2 separate regions of the Homo sapiens genome follow, and region 2 is linked to region 1. A link is an interaction called in ENCODE POLR2A ChIA-PET data of the cell type or tissue named here. Cell type or tissue: HepG2. All regions are shown on one strand. Links, peaks and the distances in the headings refer to the core of each region. The heading gives the core; the rest is flanking DNA.

Region 1 (5,347 bases), core at 348-5,347:
TTTGTGGGAGAGCAATACACAAACGCTTAAAACAAAACTGTAAAGAAAGGAGTGATAATAGAATTCAGGATAGTGGTCCCTTTTTGGGGGAGGAGAGGGTTGTGATCAGAAAGGGGCATATTGGAGGTGTGGTAATATTTTGTTTCTTAACCTGGGTGTAGGAACATGAGCATTTACTTTGTTTTTAAATGGTATATTTTCACATGTTCTTGAACATATGCTAAATTTCTAACAAAAAGGAACTATGTAATAAACATGTAATATATAAAATCTATGTTGATTAATTTTTCTTAAATATTTGAAATGAATTATTTGAAGTACTCTGATAGTGAGAACTATAAGATTTAAGAAAAATTAGAGTATTTCAAGTATTTAACAAAGCTTATGGTTTAAGGAAACTTCTTTTCTACTGATATGATGAAACAATTTTCTTCTCCATGCTTCACAGCAAAAGCATTAATTTTGGGTTGTTATTAATCTTCCTTTTTTTCTACTTTGCAGCAAGATGAGAAGATGAAGTGAATTTATGGATTCTGGTTTTTCTGAATTTTCAAAGCATAAGGAATCAAAACAGAAATATAGTATCAAGAAGATGAAATGCTTAATGAAAAGGTTTTTTTTTTGTTTCTTTGGCCTTTCATGGAGTGTTGATTTGTCCATTCTTAATGTTTATTAATAGGTATATGTGCATAAAATAGCTATTTTGTAACATTAAACTTTTTGAGTCATTTTGGTCATCATATAACTTACCTTCCTGTTTATTTAAGCTTCTTTTTACCTAGTAGCCTTTAACCAAACAATAACCTTTTAACCAAATAAAATGTGTTAATAAATACCTTTGCATTGGTTATCTTGTATACTAGGCTGTCTTGTTTTGCTGTCTGTTTTTAACCCATTCAATATATGTGGACATCCAAAAGGGTTTAAAAGCCACCTCCTGCCCTGGCCCGTTTTCTCTCCCTTCATTCTTCTGTTTTCAGAAATACATGTTGAATGTCAGCTTCTGTATTATTTCTATTATATGTAATCTGATGACTTAGAGGAGGAGATTAACCTTTCAGGCTCTTTTGAATTTGGTTTTTATAATTTGGTTTTAAAGATCACTTACTCTTCCAGTAATAAGTAGTAATAAATCCTGTTCATATCTGAGATCAATACACAGTTTATTGAATTCAAATGACTACTCAAACTCTATTCCACCTAGATGGAAAACTTTTTTAGACAATATCTGACCACTAACGCGGTGGGCCCAGAAATCTGCATCTTAATCAGATGCTTCAGGTGAGTCCGTCCGAGGATTGTCCTAGTACCACACTTTGAGAGACTGCAGTGGGGGTACAGAGTGCTGGAGGGGTTTAGTCAATAGCTCTAGTGAAGGATGGATAGTTTTATTCAAAGAATCCCAGTTGATGAATGAAGAAGAAATGCTAGAATTAGAAAAATTGCAAACCCCTATTAAAACTACCGCTCAGGCAATGCTCAACAATGGATGTAAAACAATTAGGTGAAATGTTGATGGAGAAATTCATTACAAAGGAATAGCCCTCTGAACCCACTGATCAATGTTAGCATCATTACGAATGAAACAACCAGACACCATATGCTTCCTGCTGTGCTGCAATATTAATTATATGGTACCACCTATGAAGTGTTCTTGCCCTCTCCCCCCCAAAAAATTGAACCTGAATTTAATCAAAGCTTTAGATCTAATATTTAGTGCATAGGAAATAAGTAGAGTAGAAAAACAATACCAGGGAGAAGCAATTAGCCACATTCAAAAAATGGTTCATTTCAATAGAACAACTGACCTGGTTTCTTTTTCAATGTGTTAATAGTGTTAAAAAGTCTGTTTTAGATCAAAAGAGACTGATGAGACCACATGCAAATACATTGCACAGCTCTTGTTTGATTCAAAGAAGTCAAGTGTAAAAGACATTTTTTAGACACGTGAAATGGTGTTGCGGCTGACTAAAAGGATGTGTATGTGTGTTTTTGAAGTATTTAGGGCTAAAATATGTCCAGGATTGGCTTTTAAATACTACAAAAAATGGAGTATGCCAAAACGTTGACCATTGTTAAAGCTCAGTGAAGGGCAGGTAGATGCCAATTGCACTCTTCACTTTTATGTGCAAAGTTTGGAAAATTTCACAATAAAATTTTTGTGTTTACATAAATGAAATAACATGGGAAAATGTTCTAAGGTATGGCAAGTGAAAAAAGCCTGGAAAATAACTAGTTTGTCCCACTTAAGTTTTTAAAGGTGTTAAAAGTACATGTTTCAAAAAGTAAGGATAGACTAAAAAAGTGAACGGTGGTAAGTTCTAAGTTGTGGGCTTACAGGTGTTCTTTATTTTTATGCTTTGCTGTATTTTCCAAGTTTTTTTTTTTAAGTTTTCCAAGATGTTTTACATCTCTGTTCTTATTTACCAGATAAACTTTGTGGTTAGTTACTGGATAAACTGTAAATAGTGATAAAATTTTTAAGTTTATATCAAGATAGCACTTCATTTTAAAACCAGTAATTATTAGGTTGGTGCAAAATTAATTGCAGTTGTTGCCATTGGAAGTGATGGTAAAAACCGCAATTACTTTTGCACCAACCTTATATTTCTAAAAGATCAAGTTGTAAACCTATTTGTTTTCCCTAAGATCCGCTCTTGCAGAGTTGGAATAAATATGATTGTTTACACTTAAGAGTCCAGGACTACAGCAGGCCTGGTTGGAGGGGAGTTACTAATGTTCCCAGACTTAAATCCAGCTGGAACACCACCTAAAATATGCAGTAACATAAGACCATCAAAAGCAATGTCCCAGGACTTACAATGTTTGCTAAGACGCAAGAGGGTGTGACACAGACGCTAAGCGCCACTGGCGAGGAGATGAAGGGGTCGTCTTCATCTTCGCCGGATGATTTCCGCCCACATAGAGGGCGCCAGTGACGCCCACACACGTGCTGGTGTCCCGGGAAGAGTTCCTGGCAAAGAGCTCAGGAACGTTGGATCTTAATCAAGGCTTTCTCCGTCGGGGTGGATGGGTTGGACTTTAGGCTCCAGCAAGCCCCGCCCCACTCGGCGGGTCGGTGCCGCCGGGTCCCAGGTGCCCGCTACTTCCCAGAACCTCCGCCTCCCGCTCCGGGCCCTCGAACCAGCGCGGACACCACAATGGACCGGGCGTCCGAGCTGCTCTTCTACGTGAACGGCCGCAAGGTGAGCGCCCGCGGGCTTCCTCTGCCCCCAGACCTGCGGCCAGGGCCGGGGCAGAGAGGAGCCCCTGCCGTTCGTCCCATCCTTTCGTGCCCGCCGTTTAAGGCACTCAGGCACGGACTGGCTTTCTCCCGTAACAGCGGCTTTGCCTTCGCATTCCCACCCCTGCCTCCGGGGCAGCTAAAGGCTGCGTTTTCAGGGACTGTCCTGGATCTTTGGGCCCCCACCTTCCTTATGTTCCCCTTTCCTCTCCTTCCAAGGCTCACAAGCTGATTTCCAACCACACGCCCTCCCTAAACAGTAAGATAAAAAGTATTCTTGCCCATCAGGGGTCAGCACTCCCAGATCTTCGTTCCCTCAATCCCAGCCGATAACGGGAACGTCCCCAGTACACTGAGAGCAGCCTACAGAAATGGCTGAGCCTCAGCTCGCGGGGTGCGTTTGGAAGCGCAGAGAGCAACTTAGATTCGGGACAAGACCGTAGAGACGAACACATTCAAACCACCCCCATCGTTTCTCAGATGAAGAAATCGTTACTTTCCAAAGTCACAGCTAGTTCCTGGCAGAGCTGAACCCAAGTCAGGCTCTGGGGGCTCCAAGGTCCTCACGGGTTCCACTGCTGGGTGCGGGCTCTGTCGCCTCAGAAGCTGGGCTCGCTCTGCGCAACCCGAGGGACAGTTCCAGGCAGTGTCCGATGTTTGGGAGAAGCAAAGCCCCCTGGGCATCCTTTAAAACACCCCCCTTAATGTGAGCATCAACTCTGCTCACTCTTAATGTTCCAGTTTCATTGACATTACTCTGAAGGAGGAAACTGAGGCAGGAAGGTTAAGGAGCTCCCTTGAGAGCTGTGGCTCACGCCTGTAATCTGCACTTTGGGAGACCGAGGCAGGAGGATTGCTTGAGCCCAGGAGTTCGAGTTTAGCCTGGGCAACATGGCGAAACCTTGTCTCTACAAAAAAAAAACCAAACAAAACAAAACAACAACAACAAAAAAAAACCGGTGTGGTGGTGCGTGCCTGCAGCCCAGCTACTGGGGAGGGTGAAGGAGGATTGCTTGAGTCTAGGAGTTCAAGGTTACAGTGAGCTGTGATCACACCACTGCACTCCAGCTTGGACAAAAGAGTGAGATCCTATTTCTTAAAAACAACAAAAACAGAGCTAACAACCAAGCAAGAGCAGTGGCACCTGATTTCCCTGGTGCTCGTGTTGGTGCCGGTTCATTCAGAGCCACCTGTGACCACTGCTTCTGGCTAAGGGCAGCCACAACACTTTTCCCGACGGGCACCAGCTGCCTCCCCTGGAAGCTAACCAGTGTGAAGCACCAGGCCCTAGTTGTGAGGCCTGTTCTAAGACCCTGAGCCTAATTTCATTTGTGGTTTTGTATTATGTTTCTTAAAGAGGATCCCCCAAATTGTACATTAGGCCCCTCAAAAACTTTGTCTGCCCCTGCTGCCTGGGTTCTACATTGGATAAGATGAGCTAGTTTTTCCTGATCTGTAAGGGTCATTAGGACCCCTTCACAGGACTGCTGTGAGGGTGAAATATGACAATGGGGTGAGATGATTGACATTATGTCATTTTTTTCTTCTTTTGCATAATAGAATGGTATAGTAAACACAACACTGGCTTTGTTGTTTAGACAAACAAGTCTTCAATTCCAATTCTAATTCTGATTGAGAAAACCTAACCTCTCAGAGGCCCAGTTTCTCTGTTAAAAGGGGATCATACCACTTACTTCATAAAGAGTGATCATGAGCATTCAATCCACTTATTTGTTAAGGGCCTACCGTATGCCAGTCAGTGTTCCAGGCTTATGAGATACAGCAGAGCACAGAAATAACAAGTCCTTGCGTGCATGGAGCTTACATTGTGCTGGGGAGATAGCAAGCATATAAATACGTGGAAATGTGTAATGTCAGGAAGTGAGAAGTGCTAATATAAAAAATAAAGCACAGCGTGGGGACAGAGAGTATGCAGGATACTTAGAGGGGATGGATGTTTTGGCCTGTCTGAAAGGGTGGCATTTGAGCAGTGACTGGGATGCAGTGAGGAGCAAGCCATGCAAACATCTGGGGAGACAGCATCCAGGCAGTGGGAATGGCAGGTGCAAAGGTCCTGAGGTAGGAGGATTTCTGTGTGCTTAA
Region 2 (5,379 bases), core at 172-5,171, 64 kb after region 1:
TTAAGTGGAGAATTTAGACCATTTATATTCAATGTTAGTATTGAAATGTGAGGTACCATTGCATTTGCCATGCTTTTTGTTGCCTGTGTACTTTGTTTTTTATTTTTTTGTTTTTGCTTTTTAACATGTATTTATGTTTTATAGGTCCTATGTGACTTATGCTTTAAAGAAGTTCTGTTTTGATGTGTTTCCAGGATTTGTTTCAAGATTTAGAGCTGCTTTTAGCAGTTCTTGTAGTGGTGGCTTGGTAATGGTGAATTCTCTCAGCATTTGTTTATCTGAAAGCAACTGTATCTTTCCTTCATATGTGATGCTTAGTTTCACTGGATACAAAATTCTTGGCTGATAATTGTTTTGTTTGAGGAGCCTGAAGATAGGGAACAATCCTTTCTAGCTTGTAGGGTTTCTGCTGAGAAATCTGCTGTTAATCATGTAAGTTTTCCTTTATAAGTTACCTGGTGCTTCTGTCTCACAGCTCTTAAGATTCTTTCCTTCATCTTAACTTTGGATAACCTGATGACAATGTGCCTACGTGAAGATCTTTTTGCAATGAATTTTCCAGGTGTTCTTTGTGCTTCTTGTATTTGATGTCTAGGTCTCTAGCAAGGCTGGGGAAGTTTTCCTTGATTATCCCCCTGAATATGTTTTCCAAGCTTTTAGAATTATCTTCTTCCTCAGCAACACTGATTATTCTTAAGTTTGGTTGTTTAACATAATCCCAGACTTCTTGGAGATTTTGTTCCTATTTTCTATTCTTTTCTCCTTGTCTTTGTTGGATTGGGTTAATTCAAAGACCTTGTCTTCGAGCTCTGAATTTCTTTCTTCTACTTGTTTAATTCTACTACTGAGACTTTCCAGAGCATTTTGCATTTCTAAAAGTGTATCCAAAGTTTCCTGAATTTTTTTATTGTTTTTTTCTTTAAGCTATCCATTTCCTTGAATATTTCTCCCTAACTTCTTGTAACTTTTTTAAAATTTCTTTGAATTGGGCTTTGCCTTTCTCTTGTTCCTCCCTGATTAGTTTAATAACTAACCTCCTGAATTCTTTTTCAGGTAAATCAGAGATTTCTTCTTGGTTTGGATCCATTGCTGGTGAACTAGTGTGATTTTTTGGGGGTGTTGAAGAGCCTTGTTTTGTCATGTTACCAGGGTTGCTTTTCTGGTTCCGTCTCATTTGGGTAGGCTCTGTCAGAAGGAAAGTTTGGGGCTGAAGGCTGTTGTTCAGTTTCTTTTGTCCCATGGAATGTTCCCTTGATGTAGTACTCTCCCCCTTTCCCTATGGATGTGGCTTCCTGTGAGCTGAACTGCAGTGATTGTTGTCTTTCTTCTGGGTCTAGCCACCCAGCAAGTCTACCCAGCTCCCGGCTGGTACTGAGGGTTGTCTGCACAGAGTCCTGTGATGTGAACCGTCTATGGGTCTCTCAGCTATGGATACCAGTGCCTGTTCCGGTGGAGGTGATGGAGGGTGCAGTGGACTCCATGAGGGTCCTTAGCTTTGGTGGTTTATGCTCTATTTTTGTGCTGGTTGGCCTCCTACCAGGAGGTGGCACTTTCCAGAAAGCATCAGCTGTAGTAATGTGGAGAGGGATTGGCGGTGGGCAGGGCCCTAGAACTCCCAAGATTAAATGTCCTTTGTCTTCCACTACCAGAGTGAATAGGGAAGGACCATCAGGTGGGGGCAGGGCTAGGCATGTCTGAGCTCAGACTGTCCTTGGGTGGGTCTTGCTGTGGCTGCTGTGGGGGATGGGTGTGAGATTCCCAGGTCACTGGAGTTGTGTACCTAGGAGGATTATGGCTGCCTCTGCTGAGTCATGCAGGTTGTTAGGGAAGTAGGGGAAAGCCAGCAGTCACAGGCCTCACCCAGCTCCCATACAAGCAGAAGGGTTGGTCTCACTCCCAATGTGTACCCCCCAACAGCCCTGAGTTTGTTTGCAGGCAGACAGTGTGATGGGCTTGAAAACTTGCCCTGTGCTGCACCCCTAGCTGAGAGAGAAAAGGGCTTGGTTTCTCCCCCTGCCTGTGGAGTCTGCACACCAGATTTGTGCCCTCCCACTGAGCTCTGACCAGGAGGCTTCTTGCCCCATTCAAATTGTTACAAAGTTCAGCTAGAGATTTCTTTCTCCCTGTGGAGTTTCACCCCCTACTTCTCTGGTCCCCCGCCCCCTCCGCCCCCACCATGGATCCCTGTGTTGTTAGGCAGGAATGGCCTGGCCTGCTAGGGGACACAGCAAGCTCCTAGGGCCTTTCTGCTGCTTCCTCTACCCCTGCATTTTGCTTGGCTCTCTAAATTGTCTCAGCTTCAGGTAAAGTCGGAATCTTCTCCTGCAAACAGAATTTCAGCTTCTCCCGTGGGGGTGTGTGTCTGGGAGAGGAGGATCTCCCTTCCCCCTCACAGCTGGGGCACTCACGGTATTTGGGGTATCTCCTGGGTCCTGCAGGAGTAGTCCACTTCCTTCAGAGGGTTTGTGGGTCCTCTCAGGATTATTGCTTTGTTCTTGCAGTCGATCTAGAGCTAAAATTCGGCGAACTTCCACAAGCTGCTCTGTCCAGAGCTGCAATCTAGTCCTGCCTCCCGTCCGCCATGATGATCCAATTTCTCCTTTTGGTTCTTTCAGTCTCAGCCCCAACTTTGTTTATTGACAACGACCTTCCCCTTCCTGGCTCCTCCTCCCAGATCCTGGAATGGAATTAGTGTGGGGAGATGGGGTGAGCTCTCTCTCAGCCCCTTCTCCTCCCCTGTGCCTTCTGCTGTGATGCTGGTGCAAGGAGGAAGAGAAGAAGGACCAGGAAAACAGTCAGTTTCTCCCTGTGTGACTTCTCCCGGCAAGCTCACAGTCCTCTCTTTGGACAGATGTCACTTTTCAAGTACATTGTCTATGGCTCCATTTCTGCCAGCTCTTCCAGAAATTGGCAGTCCTTGGACCTTCAGCGGGCAGCTGGCACAGCATTCCACTGGTGACCACACCTCTCTGCTCATGCCCCAGCAGTCTTTAGAAGGCCCCAGGTCCCAATTCATCTACCAGCTTTCACCCAACAGTAGCCACTTTCTTTGCTTCTCTTGAACGTGTGGGAGGCCTTGCCCCTCCCTTCCTGGCCATCCCACTAAACTCTCTCCTGATGTCCTGCCACATTTGGTAGCACTAAGGAGGAGAATTACATCCTTCCCTTCATTCCCAGGGAAGTTAGAGCAGGGAACAGCCTCTTAAAAACACCACTTTCCCCCAAATGAGATGGCTTACTAATTTCCAGTGTTTCTCTTACAATGATCTGATAATTTGCTTCGGAGGGTGGGGAGAGTGTGTCTGTGATGGCTCTGTCAGCTTAGGGAGGGGGCTGGCCACAAGTGCTATGAGTTTTCTCAGCTGAGAATGTGACATACTTGGCACCTTTTATTCTCAGCTTAGGGTCTTAGTCACCAATTCTGGGAATACAGGAAGAATTCTACTCAGTGCTTCAGACATCCTGGGATAGAATCTTTTAATTTGTTCTTCATCCTAGATATTGGTTATATTTAAACGAACTTTCATGCTTGCCTGTTTTGGAGGTGAGTAGTCTTATCTTGCAACATAGCATGGGAGTAATCCAAATCATGTGGCCTAGATGATCTTTCAGCAGATACCCAAATGCAACTAGAATTAAGAGTCTACAGTGTACATGGACTGTGTTGAGTTATATTGGAACATAAGGTAAAGGTTCCATCCTTTAAAGTTGCACAAGAGTAGCATAGAAAGCACATAAGTAATTGCTAGCACGTTTGATAGAAGCTCTGAGTAGAGGAAGAGGACAATGTTGTGCATTAGGAAAGGCTTCCACAAGGACTCAGTAGAACTTGGCTTGGACCTTACAGGATGGGCAGAATTTGACCAGGAGGATGGTGAATGGATGAGCCTATGTCTGCTGGGTTTCCCCTCCCAGCTTTAATCTCCTTTTCTTTCATAGGTGCGAATCATAAACATGTACAAGGAAATTGATCAAACACCCTACAAACAAGAGATCAATGCCAAGAACCTAATCCAGTGTTGGAGAGAATGTATGGCCATGTCTTCCTACTCCTTGAGGAAAGTTGCTGTGGAAAAGTTCAATGCAGAGAATTATTGGAAGAAGAAAGGACTGGCCATGGTCCCCCTGAAGTTTCCTGTTGGCCTTGGCTCACGTGCTGCTGGTCAGGTGAGTTCTCCAAATGCACATGAGGATGCTGCCTGGAAGCAGCCCTGACAAAGCAAGAGGTGTTGAGGAAACTTCTCCTTAAGTCATATTAGCCATATGGTTGCAATGCCCAATTGTTAAATTTCACAAAAGCCACCAAAGTCAAAGTAATTAAGCTAGCTTTACTCCAGAGGAGACCAGAGCTCCTCTGCTCACATGCCCATGGTTGGTCAAAAACATTCTTGCTGGAAATTGGGAGACTGAGGTTTACTCCTGGCCCTGGCAACAGGAGTTGGCAAATGGCAGCTGAGTCCATTTGCTCTGGGCTCAGACTGCTCATGTGGAAAGCAGGAGGGTGGGACTGATGACCTCCAAGACTCCTCTTCCAGTGTCCGCAATTCGGTGTCGCTGGACCATGAAATAGAAATGAGGAGCTGCAAGGTTTTGGGTGCTCCACTCCTTCTGGGTGGGTTGGAATAAATTAAATTCAGAAAAATAAATCACTTTTTAAATAGAATTTTTGAAGTTTATTCACCTTGTACCTTTTAAAACTGTGAAAGGGGGGACTGGGAATCTGCTCTTGCAGTTTAATTTCTTTCATTGATTAAAGAAATCCCCTTGCTTGGTTGCAGTTTCCACCTCTTCATTCTTGACTTCATTCATTCTTAAGAATGAATAAAACTTACCCCTAACGGCTGGTGAAGGACTGCAACATTCTAGCTCATTGTATGGCAGCCGGGAACCCCTATTATCTATTTTATTACATACACACATCCATGTACATACAGATAAGCTGGGAGGACCCTCACAATTGTCACTCCTCTTTGCAGAATTCACTCCTTGGTTGGAGTCATGAAGAAGGCATGGCAGCTGTGCTGAGCGATCACAAAATAGGAACAAATGGCAGGGTAGGGGAGCTTCGAGAGGGGCGTTAGTGTGGATGTTGTGTGTTAAGGGATCAGAAGAGGCCAGGAAAAGTGGGTAGGAAGGTCCTTTCCTCCATCCCATATCCATCCATTCACCTAACTGTCCTAGTTGAGCTTTGGTGCCATCCTGAGAACATTTGCATGCAGCTTTGATTGTAGGCAGGTGGTAGGTCAGAGAAGTGTTATAACAAATGATGATCTTATTGCAGTCTTCTCATTCCTTGCCTGTTTGTGATGGCAAAAAATAACACAGAGCCATGTAGTCATCTGCATGCAGTTTACTCAAATGTGGGAGACAGTCAAGATA

What was found. Peaks named below come from ENCODE experiments on the same cell type or tissue, not always from the same donor. Only the 100,000 strongest peaks of a DNase experiment are listed, where the experiment ranks them.
Region 2: POLR2A ChIA-PET joins it to region 1 with 58 read pairs; 6 of 35 experiments call an interaction of 5 or more read pairs at or near these places.

Annotation. Positions count from the first base shown.
Region 1 is chr2:200,582,948-200,588,294 of GRCh38, forward strand. It overlaps SGO2 (shugoshin 2), which reads left to right. Exons shown (of 9, transcript NM_152524.6): 9 at 502-1,149. The coding sequence ends at 517. AOX1 (aldehyde oxidase 1) reads left to right here and starts at 3,067. Exons shown (of 35, transcript NM_001159.4): 1 at 3,067-3,206. The coding sequence starts at 3,162. In HepG2, for the core only: CTCF peaks have their summits at 2,926, 3,209 and 3,544 (motif pointing right); a DNase peak (open chromatin) is centred at 3,014; H3K4me3 peaks cover 1,339 bases.
Region 2 is chr2:200,647,035-200,652,413 of GRCh38, forward strand. AOX1 (aldehyde oxidase 1) reads left to right here. Exons shown (of 35, transcript NM_001159.4): 26 at 3,940-4,167. Among named protein-coding and RNA genes, the nearest start is that of AOX1, 64 kb to the left of the region's middle. RefSeq lists an enhancer at 1,417-2,616. In HepG2, for the core only: no CTCF peak of the experiment used is centred there; DNase peaks (open chromatin) are centred at 1,767 and 2,097.